Regions from separate parts of the Homo sapiens genome. Here region 2 is linked to region 1. A link is an interaction called in ENCODE POLR2A ChIA-PET data of the cell type or tissue named here. Cell type or tissue: Caco-2. All regions are shown on one strand. Links, peaks and the distances in the headings refer to the core of each region. The heading gives the core; the rest is flanking DNA. Region 1 holds the start of FUT2 (fucosyltransferase 2 (H blood group)). Region 2 holds the start of LOC105372432 (a long non-coding RNA gene).

The links. ChIA-PET counts read pairs that join two places held together with the same protein. Peaks named below come from ENCODE experiments on the same cell type or tissue, not always from the same donor. Only the 100,000 strongest peaks of a DNase experiment are listed, where the experiment ranks them.
Region 2: POLR2A ChIA-PET joins it to region 1 with 13 read pairs; 4 of 35 experiments call an interaction of 5 or more read pairs at or near these places.

Annotation. Positions count from the first base shown.
Region 1 is chr19:48,693,444-48,698,806 of GRCh38, forward strand. It overlaps FUT2 (fucosyltransferase 2 (H blood group)), which reads left to right and starts at 2,528. Exons shown (of 2, transcript NM_000511.6): 1 at 2,528-2,646. RefSeq lists enhancers at 1,799-2,362, 2,927-3,490. In Caco-2, for the core only: no CTCF peak of the experiment used is centred there; DNase peaks (open chromatin) are centred at 1,208 and 2,488; H3K4me3 peaks cover 1,552 bases.
Region 2 is chr19:48,804,795-48,810,157 of GRCh38, forward strand. It overlaps BCAT2 (branched chain amino acid transaminase 2), which reads right to left. Exons shown (of 11, transcript NM_001190.4): 2 at 2,206-2,280; 3 at 1,723-1,923. LOC105372432 (a long non-coding RNA gene) reads left to right here and starts at 2,575. Exons shown (of 3, transcript XR_936017.4): 1 at 2,575-2,605; 2 at 3,175-3,305. RefSeq lists an enhancer at 1,698-2,369. In Caco-2, for the core only: no CTCF peak of the experiment used is centred there; DNase peaks (open chromatin) are centred at 2,017, 2,527 and 3,247; H3K4me3 peaks cover 1,337 bases.

The DNA of each region.
Region 1 (5,363 bases), core at 261-5,260:
ACATACATTGATTGGCACACAGATTGGCAGATACTAACATACAGTGTGTTTTTTTCTCCAGAGAACTGGCTGGTAAGTGTTTACCATAGTAAGAAGACTTACTATAGAACAATGTATTACTGTGCGTTTCTTTCCAATTCCATGTTCAATGATCTCTTATTGGTAGCTTGAAATTGGCCGTGGTGGCCAAGCATGGGGGCGTGCACCAGTAAGGGAAAGCTGAAATGGAAAACAGAGGGTTTAGGGCAACAGTCCTGAATTCCGGAGTGCTGTCCCCCTGGGGGAGTTATGGGAATCTGTGGGGGTTGTTTTTAGTTGTCACAGTGGAGGTCCTAGGATGCTACCACAGCGTTTACGCGGCTGGGGTCAGCGACAATAAAAGTTACGCAATGAAGGTTTGTCCTGCATTCTCAGGACTTTGTTTTATTTTTGAGACAGAGTCTTGCTCTGTCACCCAGGCTGGAGTGCAGTGGTACCATCTCGGCTCACTGCAACCTCTGCCTCCCAGGTTCAAGGAATTCTCCTCCCCTAGCCTCCTGAGTAGCTGGGATTACAGGCGTGCACCACCATGCCCAGCTAATTTTGTATTTTTAGTAGAGATGGAGTTTCACTAAAAAAAAATGTTGGCTAGGCTGGTCTCAAACTCCTGACCTCAGGTGATCCTCCTGCCTCGGCCTCCCAAAGTGCTGGGATTGCAGGCATGAGCCACTGCGCCCAGGTCATTCCCATGACTTTGGAACATCTGTGGGACATTCATGGAGTTGGAAAGTCTAAGCCTCTGAGCCCCAAATCTGTTTTGCGTTTTTTTTTTTTTTTTTTTTTTGAGAGGGAGTCTTGCTCTGTCGCCCAGGCTGGAGTGCAGTGGTGTGACCTCGGCTCACTGCAAGCTCCGCCCCCGGGGTTCACGCCATTCTCCTGCCTCAGCCTCCCAAGTAGCTGGGACTACAGGCACCCACCACCACGCCCGGCTAATTTTTTTTTTATATATATTTTTAGTAGAGACGGGGTTTCACTGTATTAGCCAGGATGGTCTCAATCTCCTGACCTCGTGATCCGCCCGACTCAGCCTCCCAAAGTGCTGGGATTACAGGCGTGAGCCACCACACCTGGCCTGTTTTGCATATTTTATGACAGCTCACCTCCCCACTTCCCCGCCCCACCCTGTTTCTTTTTTCCTTGTCGCTGAATCACAGGGAAACAGGTCGTTTGTCCTGTGGACGGGCTCACATTCTGGACTGGGCTGATTGCTGCCTCATGGTGTCGTTTCACTGGGAACTTTGTCCTCCTGTTTTCTGCAAACTGGTGGTTAGAGTGGGAAGCTTGATCTGATTTTTTTGTTTGTTTGTTTGAAGGGAGCTCCGTAGCTGGTAGGTAGCCTCCTGCTGCTTAGCTGAAGCTGGGGAGTGGCTGCTGGTTTCTCTTTCCTCCTGTTAGGACTGCTGGGAGCTCTGGTGGTGCCTGCCTCTTCTCTCAGTAAAATTCCTCATCCATCTTTTTTTTTTTTGAGACAGAGTTTTGCTCTTGTTTCCCAGGCTGGAGTGCAATGGTGTAATCTCAGTTTACTGCAACCTCCGCCTCCCAAGTTCAAGCGATTCTCCTGCCTCAGCCTCCCAAGTAGCTGGGATTACAGGTGCATGCCACCACGCCCCACTGATTTTTGCATTTTTAGTAGAGACAGGGTTTCACCATGTTGGCCAGACTGGTCTCAAACTCCTGACCTCAGGTGATCCACCTGCCTCGGCCTCCCAAAGTGCTGGGATTACAGGCATGAGCCACTGTGCTGGGCCATGGCTAATTTCTGTATTCTTATAAGGACGGGGTTTCACCTTGTTGGCCAGGCTGGTCTCTGACTCCTGACCTCAGTTGATCCGCCTGCCTCGGCCTCCCAAAGTGCTAGAATTACAGGTGTGAGTCACCACACCGGGCCCATTTGTATTTAAAAATTTTTTTGAAATAGGCAGGGCGAGGTGGCTCACGTCTGTAATCCCAGCACTTTGGGAAGCTGAGGCAGGAGAATCCCTTGAACTTGTGAGGCGGCGGTTGCAGTGAGCTGAGATCACGCCATTGCACTCCAGCCTGGGCAACAAGAGCAAAACTCTCTCAAAAAGTAATACTACTAATAATTAATTAATAAATAAATATAAGACTCTGAGGGGACTCAGAGTCAGCGAGAGCCTGGCCTAGCAGGACTCTGTCCCCCGCCTCCATGCTGCCTTCCTGGAGGCCTTCCTGGCTGCCTGGAGGAGCGGAGCAGAGTGGGGGCCCCTTTCTGTTGGGGCATCACAACAGTTCCCCAAGGAAGACCCTCGGGGACCCGGATGGGGGATGCGACCTTGTCCTGCCTCTCTCCCCCACCCTTATGGCCAGGCTTGGGGTGCCTGGTGCAGGTGGAGGAGCTAAGGGTAGATAACAAGATGGACTTTGTGGCCGGCAATGGGGAGGGAGGAGGGGCTACGGGCTCACCTCCCTCCCGCAGCCCAGCCACACCTGCTCTGGAAAGCCCTGTAGCTCCTGGGCGGGGTTTGCCAGTCACCGATGCTGGAAGGGTTTCTTTGGCCCTGAGTGAAGAGAGACCCAGAGGGAACACTGAGGTGCCTGCCCAACCACTCTGTCCCGGTTTCCTTCAGCAGGACCAGGTGAGAGAAGGTGAGGGGGCTCCTCTCCCACCCTACAACACGCACACCTCTGCACACACGCCCAGGCGGAGAGCAGGGATTTGGGACGTGGACCTGTGTGCCCTCGTGGGTCCCTGGTGCCCTCTGGGAGGCACCCCCAACTCAGGACCTCCAGGAGAGGAGGGTCCCTCCCTCGGCAGCCAGGACCCCCCTCCCCAGCCAGCCGCCCTCCTTAGCTCCCTCCCCACTTCCTTCCAGGTGGATCTGTTTCTAGAGCTCCAACCACCAGCTCCCTCCCCTTCTCCACCCCGGGCCACCAGGTCCTTCCTTGTCTCCTTCCCCTCAGCAGTTTCTATGAACCACCCTGGCAGTAATGGTGCAGATGGCTCGCGCACAGCTGGTGGTGACCCGACTTTCCTGCCTCCACCCTGGGGCTCCTCAGAGGCTTCATGGAACCCAAACTGCTGGTCTCACCTCCGAGCCCTGCCGTCGCCCAGGGAGGGCGGCTCCGTCCCTCCTGCACTCCCTAATCCCGCTCTGAATCACCGCTTCTGTTCTGGGTCGGAGAATAAAGGTGGGGTTTCCAAGTGATGGCCCTACGTTATTGTCTGAAGCTCCCTTCTCCTCCCCAGGGTGGAAGTGATAATGCCGGGAATCCGGGAATCCCGGGGAGGTGCAGGAAGACAGCGAGCTCGAGGCAGTGGGGTGCGACTGAGCCGGATGTGCTGAGCTGCCCGGGGCACGGGGCGGTTGGGGTAGAGAAAGGCTTTCAGAGCTGGGGGACAGGACGGGGCCCCGGGTGAGCGGAGAGCTGGGTTATTTCACGGGAACAGCTGGTGACAAAGCCGGAGGGGTGTGCGGGGCCGGCGAGAGACTGGGATTGTGTCTTAAGAGGCATAGGGAGCCCTGAAGGGGCTGCGAGCTGGGAAGGGGCAGGGCCGGCGCTGGGTGTAGGGGACAGAGGGGAGAGGAGGAAGCCGGGCCGCAATAGAAAGACGTGGACGGGGCTGGACGTGGTGGCTGACGCCTGTAATCCCAGCACTTTGGGAGGCCGAGACAGGCGGATCACTTGAGGTCAGGAGTTCGAGACCAGTCTGGCCAACATGGAGAAACCCCGTCTCTACTAAAAATACAAAATTAGCCAGGCGTGGTGGTGCATGCCTGTAATCCCAGCTACTCGGGAGGCTGAGGCAGGAGAATCGTTTGAACCCGGGAGGCGGAGGTTGTGGTGAGCCGAGATTGTGCCATTGCACTCCAGCCTGGGGAACAAGAGCAAAACTCCGTCTCAAAAAAAAAAAAAAAAAAAAAAATCTCAGTAAGATAGACCAGGTGTGGTGTCTCATGCCTGTAATCCCAGCACTTTGGGAGGCTGAGGAAGGAGAACAGAGGACCTCCTGAGGCCAGGAGTTTGAGATCAGTGTGGGCCACATAGCAAGACCCCCTCCCCACCATCCCTACAAAAAAAGCAATTCAAAAAAAATAATGCCTTCAGGCAGAATGGGAGTGGTGCTTGGTTCAAGCCTGACATAAGTGTGAGTTTGGGGCACAAATTCTGCTCTGAATACCAGGGACAGCCCATGTAATACAGCATTTCCCTTTGTGCCCACGCAGCCCTAAGGGAGGTGTGGTTTGTTGTTGTTGTTGTATCTTTTTGAGATGGATTTTTGCTCTTGTTGCCCAGGCTGGCATGCAATGGTACAATCTCGGCTCACTGCAACCTCCGCCTCCCAGGTTCAAGCGATTCTCCTTCCTCAGCCTCCCAAGTAGCTGAGATTACAGTCATGAGCCACCATGCCTGGCTAATTTTTTGTATTTAGTAGAAATGGGGTTTCACCATATTAGTCAGGCTGGTCTCGAACTCCTGACCTCAGGTGATCCACCCGCCTCAGCCTACCAAAGTGCTGGGATTACAGGCATGAGCCACTGCACTGGCTCTTTTTTTTTTTTTTTTTTTTTTTTGAGACGGAGTCTCACTGTGTTGTGCAGGCTGGAGTGCAATGGTGTGATCTCAGCTCACTGAAACCTCTGGGGAGGTGTTGTTTTTATCCCTCCCCACAACCCCCTGTTGATGGACAGACAAGGACAATGAAACACAGAGAGGTAAAAGCCCTGGGTTAAAGTCACACAGCACATAAAAGGTTCCTGATCATGCCGTGCAGGGCATCTCGCCAAACCTCAAAAATTCACAATCTCATAGCGCAGCTTGCTCTGTGAGGCCTCCCCACCTCTTCCTTCTCTCCTTCCAGGCTCCAGTCAAGGTCAGTGCCCAGCTTCCTGCTCTGGGCCACTCAGCAGCCACCTTCCTCCTTCCTGGGTAAGGAGGTAGGGAGCTACCAAGGAGGCAGGGACATCCGTGTAGAACATTCTGCTTTTCTTTTTTCTTTTTTTTTAAGATAGAGCCTGACTCTGTCGCCCAGGCTGGAGTGCAGCTGTAGTGTAATGGCACAATCGCAGCTCACCACAACCTCCATCTCCCAGGTTCAAGTGGTTCTCCTGCCTCAGCCTCCTGAGTAGCTGTGATTACAGGCATGTGCCACCACGCCTGGCTAATTTTTGTATTTTTAGTAGCGACGGGGTTTCTCCATGTTGGTCAGGCTGCTTTCAAACTCCTGACCTCAGGTGATCCGCCCCCGCTTGGCCTCCCAAAGTGCTGGAATTACAGGCGTGAGCCACTGCGCCTGGCCTAATTTTCTCTAAAATAGAGACAAGTTCTCACTATGTGGTCCAGGCTGATCTCGAACTCCTGAA
Region 2 (5,363 bases), core at 81-5,080, 110 kb after region 1:
GAAGGGAGAAGTGTGTGGTGGTCTCCAAGTAACCAGCTTCCTGGGGGCTCAGCAGGCGGAATCCTGCCCATCACGCTTATGTACTGGCAGGAGTGTCTGGCTGTGATTGGAGGTGTGTGTGCTCTGTACAGAATCGACTGGTGTTGCTTAGATGTCCAGAGTGGGAGGGGAGAGGGGAAAAAACAAAACCTTAAAATTCTGGAAAGGAAGGAAGAAAGGAAAAAACAGAGGGAGGGAGGGAAAGGAAAGAAAGGAATGGAATAAAAGTCTTCATGCCACAGAACTGTGCCCTGGAGGACTAAAATCAGCCAACCTGCTAACCAGTTACTGGAGCTGTAAGATGCTCACTTAAATCTTGTCTCAACCAAAGTTTCCTTCTGAAGACCTTGCTTTCAGCCGCAGCTATAAGTCCTAAAACCAAATGCCTCCTGGATCTGTCTCCTAGAAACTTCACAGTATCTCAGGCTCACCAGGTGCCACAAAGCCGCTCCTCCTCCTGGGTCCCCATGTGGGGACAGGCCCAAGGTCTACCTGGTCACCAGCCCGGCTTCCTAGCCTGCAACTCTTGCCCTCCACATGGCCTGAGAGGGCTCTTACTATACCCAGACATGGCCCTGCCCCTCCCTTCCTCAGAGCCCTCAGTGGCTCCCAGCACCCTTGGACAAGGCCCCAGCCCCTCAGCTCCTCCATGGCCCTGACATTTTCAGCCTCCTTAACCATGCTCCAACACCGCAATTTCTCCCAAATGTACCAGGCTCTACTCCCGTTTGGGGTTTGGATTGGCTGTCTCCACTCCTGCCATCCCCCACCGACTGTCCCCCTTCCCGCCATCTCCAACTGTCCCCTCTCCCGCCATCCCCCCTGGGCTGTCTCCTCTCCTGCCATCCCTCCCCCGGCTGGCCCTCTCCCACCATCACTTCCCCGGCTGTCCCTCTCCCGCCATCCCTCCCCCGGCTGTCCCTCTCCTGCCATCCCTCCCCCGGCTGTCCGTCTCCCGCCATCCCTCCCCCGGCTGTCCGTCTCCCGCCATCCCTCCCCTGGCTGTCCCCTCTCCCACCATGCCTCCCCTGGCTGTCCCCTCTCCCGCCATCCCTCCCCTGGCTGTCCCCTCTCCCGCCATCCCTCCCCTGGCTGTCCCCTCTCCCGCCATCCCTCCCCTGGCTGTCCCCTCTCCCGCCATCCCTCCCCTGACTGTCCCCTCTCCCGCCATCCCTCCCCTGGCTGTCCCCTCTCCAGCCATCCCCCTGGCTGTGCCCTCCCCCACCATCTCCCCCCCCAATGGCTGTCCCCTCTCCCGCGATCATCCTGGCTGTCCCTCTCCCGCCAGCCCCCCGGCTGTCCCCTTTCCTACCATCACCCTGTCACCTCTCCCACCATCCCCCTCTAAGCTTCCCTCTATGCCAGAAGAAGCCATGCTTTCTTTCAAGTGAGGCTGGGGGTCTCTACTGGCCTCCACAGGGCCTCCATCAGAGCACAGATCATACTGAGTTATGCCCACAGCATGGGGTTTTCCAAGTGAAGGAACCGGGTCTGCTCATCTCGGGGAACCCAGCATCACCAAGCATGAGCCTGGAGCATGGAAGGCCTCAGAAAACAAATGGTGAATGCACAGAAAGGAGAAACACACAACAAACAAACCAAGAGAGGTACACCTGGCAAGAGACACAGCAAGGAGGAGGAGATGCAGACAGGGACAGGGAGAGAGGCCGGCCGCCATGCCACCTGCAGGGAGTAGTGGAGGCTGGAGGAGGCTGGGTGCAGCGTGAGGTTCTGGAAGGGCTGGATTCGGGGCTGGCCCCAGCCCTTGTCATTCCATTCCACCATCAGCATGTGGTCGGTAAATGTCTTCCCAAACACCAGGGGCTCGCCGGGGCCAGGCTTCTTATGAGGCTTCTGTGTCATTTCCAGCTGCAGGTCTGCAGCCTGAGGAAAGACAGGGGTATCCTAGAATCTGGCCACAACCTCCCAGCTGAAAAACTACAACTCCCATGAAGCCCTGGGCCTCAGACCCATAGAGAAGAAGGACCTGTCACCCTGGAGGATTCTGGGACATGCAGTTTCATCCCTTGTCTGCGGCCCAATGGCAGGCTGTTAAGCTACCACCACTCACTGCCATCTCTGGGCTGTGGACCTTTTGGAGATGCCCAAAACCAGCTGCCAGCCCCCTCCTCTCTCAGAGCCAAGCATCGAGTTCCCTCCTTTCACCTTGAAACTGGAGGAGGCATATCTTCTGGGACCACACAGAAGCCAAGGGACAGAGAGAAGCTTTCGTGCCCAGATCTGGGTGGAGAAAGAAGTGAGAGAGGGGGTGAGTGGGGCACAGCAGGGGCCCTGGCAGCTCGCTCGCCACCTCCTGCACTTGGAGGTCCCACTGGCCTGCCTGTTCTGTCCCAGTTTCAGTCCATTCTAGACGGGGCAGGTGGTCCTGAAGGAGGCCAAGTCCCCTCCCTGCCCTGACGAGGGCTCGCTGGAAAGAGCTGAGTCAGCTCCCGCCCCCTCCTCCATGCTGCGGCAAAGTCAAACGCAAGCGCCTCCCACCCCAGAGACCTTTGGTCGCAGCCTGGAGATCAGCTCAGACAAGAAAACAACCAGGGAAGGCACACAGGTAAGTGAAGGCCTCCGGGTACCCAAGTGCTGACAGGCCTTAGAAGACCAAGGACCGACAGGTCCTGCTCCCCCAGAGCTCAGGGGTGCAGACCCCAGGCCCGCCTCCCTCAGACCTAAGTAAGAGTCCAGACTCTAGCTGCCTCCTCCCTCAGACCCGAAGTCTGGGCCCCCAGCCCCTCCTCCCTCAGACCCTGGAGTCCAGGCCTCAGACCCTCCTCCCTTACATCCAGGAGTACAGGCCCCACCCCTCCTCCCTCAGACCCAGGAGTCCAGTTCCCCAGCCCCTCCTCCGCCAGACCCAGGAGTACAGGTGCTTATTCTCTGAAGGTATTCGATCAACTGGGCTCTGATTACCTGAAATACAAACCCATTTTGGCAGTGACTCCAATTCCCTTCAGCCCCTGGGGCTGAGGGGCAGCTACAGGGGCCTGGGGAGCCACTGCAGTCCTCACTGCATGAGGCTCAGGCGGGTCCTCCCAGAGGGGAGTAGGAAGAGCAGGTCTGGCTGTGTCCAGCAGGCTGGGCCCTCTCTGGTGACCTTTGACCTCACAAGGCCTCTTTCCCCAGCCCTGTGGGGAGGCGTTGGGGCGTGAGGTTGAGAGAGACAGAGTGGCCTGGCCTGGCCTGCCCTGTGAGCTGGGTGAGTTGGCACTGATTCTGGAAGATGGACGTGAATGGGCGTGGTCACTTGTCGCTAGGTGAGTTGCTGGGAGATGGGCCTGCAGCGTGGTCTTGCTGGTGTGAGGCTCCAGGGATTCCGGGGTGATCAGAGCGTGGGTCCCCAGATTGCCTTTGGGTGGCGACATCTAGACTGCTCAGCCTTGCAGCCATGCTTCTGCCCAGAGGGATAGGACACCCACAGTATGAGAGACACAAACACAGTGCGACAGCCAGCCTGTGGGCAGGAGAGCTGCCCTCAGAGCCAAGATGAAAAAAAGAGAGTAAGAGATGGAAGAGGAAGGATGAGAAAAAGAAACACAGAAAGGGGCGCACAAACAGAAAAAAAAAAAAACAAAAACAGAAATTGACGCCAAGAAACAAGAGATGCCAAAATAGATCTAATCATAGAAAGAGGCCACACGCAGTGGCTCGCGCCTGTAATCCCAGCACTGTGGGAGGCCGAGGCAGGAGGATAGCTTGAGGCCAGGTGTTCAAGACCAGCCTGGGCAACATAGGGAGACCCTGTCTCTACAGAAAATACAAGTTAGCTGGGTGTGGTGGCGGGCGCCTGTAGTCCCAGCAACTTGGGAAGCTGAGGCAGGAGAATTGCTTAAACCCAGGAGGCGGAGGTTGCAGTGAGCCGAGATGGTGCCACTGCACTCCAGCCTGGGCGACAGAGCAAGACTCTCTGTCTCAATTAAAAAGAAAAAAAACAAAGAAAGAAAGTAGGCAGCTGGCTCAGTAGCTCATGCCTGTAATCACAGCACTTTAGGAGACAGAGGTGGGAGGACTGCATGAGGCCAGGAGTTCAAGATCAGCCTGGGCAATATAGCAAGACCCTGTCTCTACAAACAATTTAAAAATTAGCCAGGTATGGTGGCACACACCTGTAATTCCAGTTACTCAGAAGGCTAAGGTGGGAGGATCACCTTGACCTACTGGTCAAGGCTGTGGTGAGCTACGATCACACTGCTACACTCCAGCATGAGTGATAGAGTGTCTCTCAAAAAAAAAAAAAAAAAAAAAAAAAAAAAAGACCAGCATGGTGGCTCATGCCTGTAATCTGAGGCAGGTGGATCGCTTGAGCCCATCTACTCGGGAGGCTGAGGCACCACAGTCACTTGAACCCATGAGGCGGAGGTTACAGTGAGCCGAGATCGTGCCACGGCACTCCAGCCTGAGCAACAGAGCAAGACTCGGTCAAAAAGAAAAGACGAGACAAAGAAATAAAGTACGTTTGGGGGTTCACAGGGCAGGTCTCTATAATGTGATAGAACCTCCATTATGTCCCATACAGCCCAGGAGTATCACCATCAAAGACCAGGAGTGTCACTGTCAAAGCCCAGCAGTGCCCTCCATACTCCAGGACTGTCCCCATATCACGGCCCCGGAGAGACCCCATCATACCGCAGTCTGCCCTTGTCACAGCCCACACATGACCCCATCACGTCTAGAACTGCCCCCTTTATAGCCCAGGACTCTCCCCCATCACAGACCAGGGCTGTTCTATGATGGCCCAAGATGCTCCACATCACAAGTCCAGATTGTGCCTGTAACTTATCAGAACTGGTCCCCAGCAGAGCCAAGTACTGTCCCAAACAGCTCAGGAATGTCCCCTATCCAAAGCCCAGCACTTTTCCCCATTATAACCAGCATTGTCTCTGCCAAATATCAGGGCTTATTTCCTATTCACCAGGTCTGAAATTAAAAAAAAAAAAAAAATCCCATTGTTGTCTTTTTCAATCCCCAGGACTATCCCTATGTTGCTGTCTAGGCCAGTACCTTCCAGACTGTCCCTACCATGGTCCAGCACTGTCCTCTCCACACCCCGGGACTGTCCCCATCACAGCTGAGGACTCAGCCCAATTATCTCCATTACAGGATATCTCTATCTTCATCAGAGCCTAGGAATGTCCCATCATGAGTTCAGGGCCATTCTATGACACCAGAACTGTGCCATGATGAGACGGTCCACATCAGTCCCAAGTGGACCTGTCAAAGCCCAGTACTGCCCCACCACAGTCCAGGAGTGTCACCACTAAAGCCCAGATTGCCCACATACCCCAGGTATCCCAGGACTATCCCTATCAGTCACT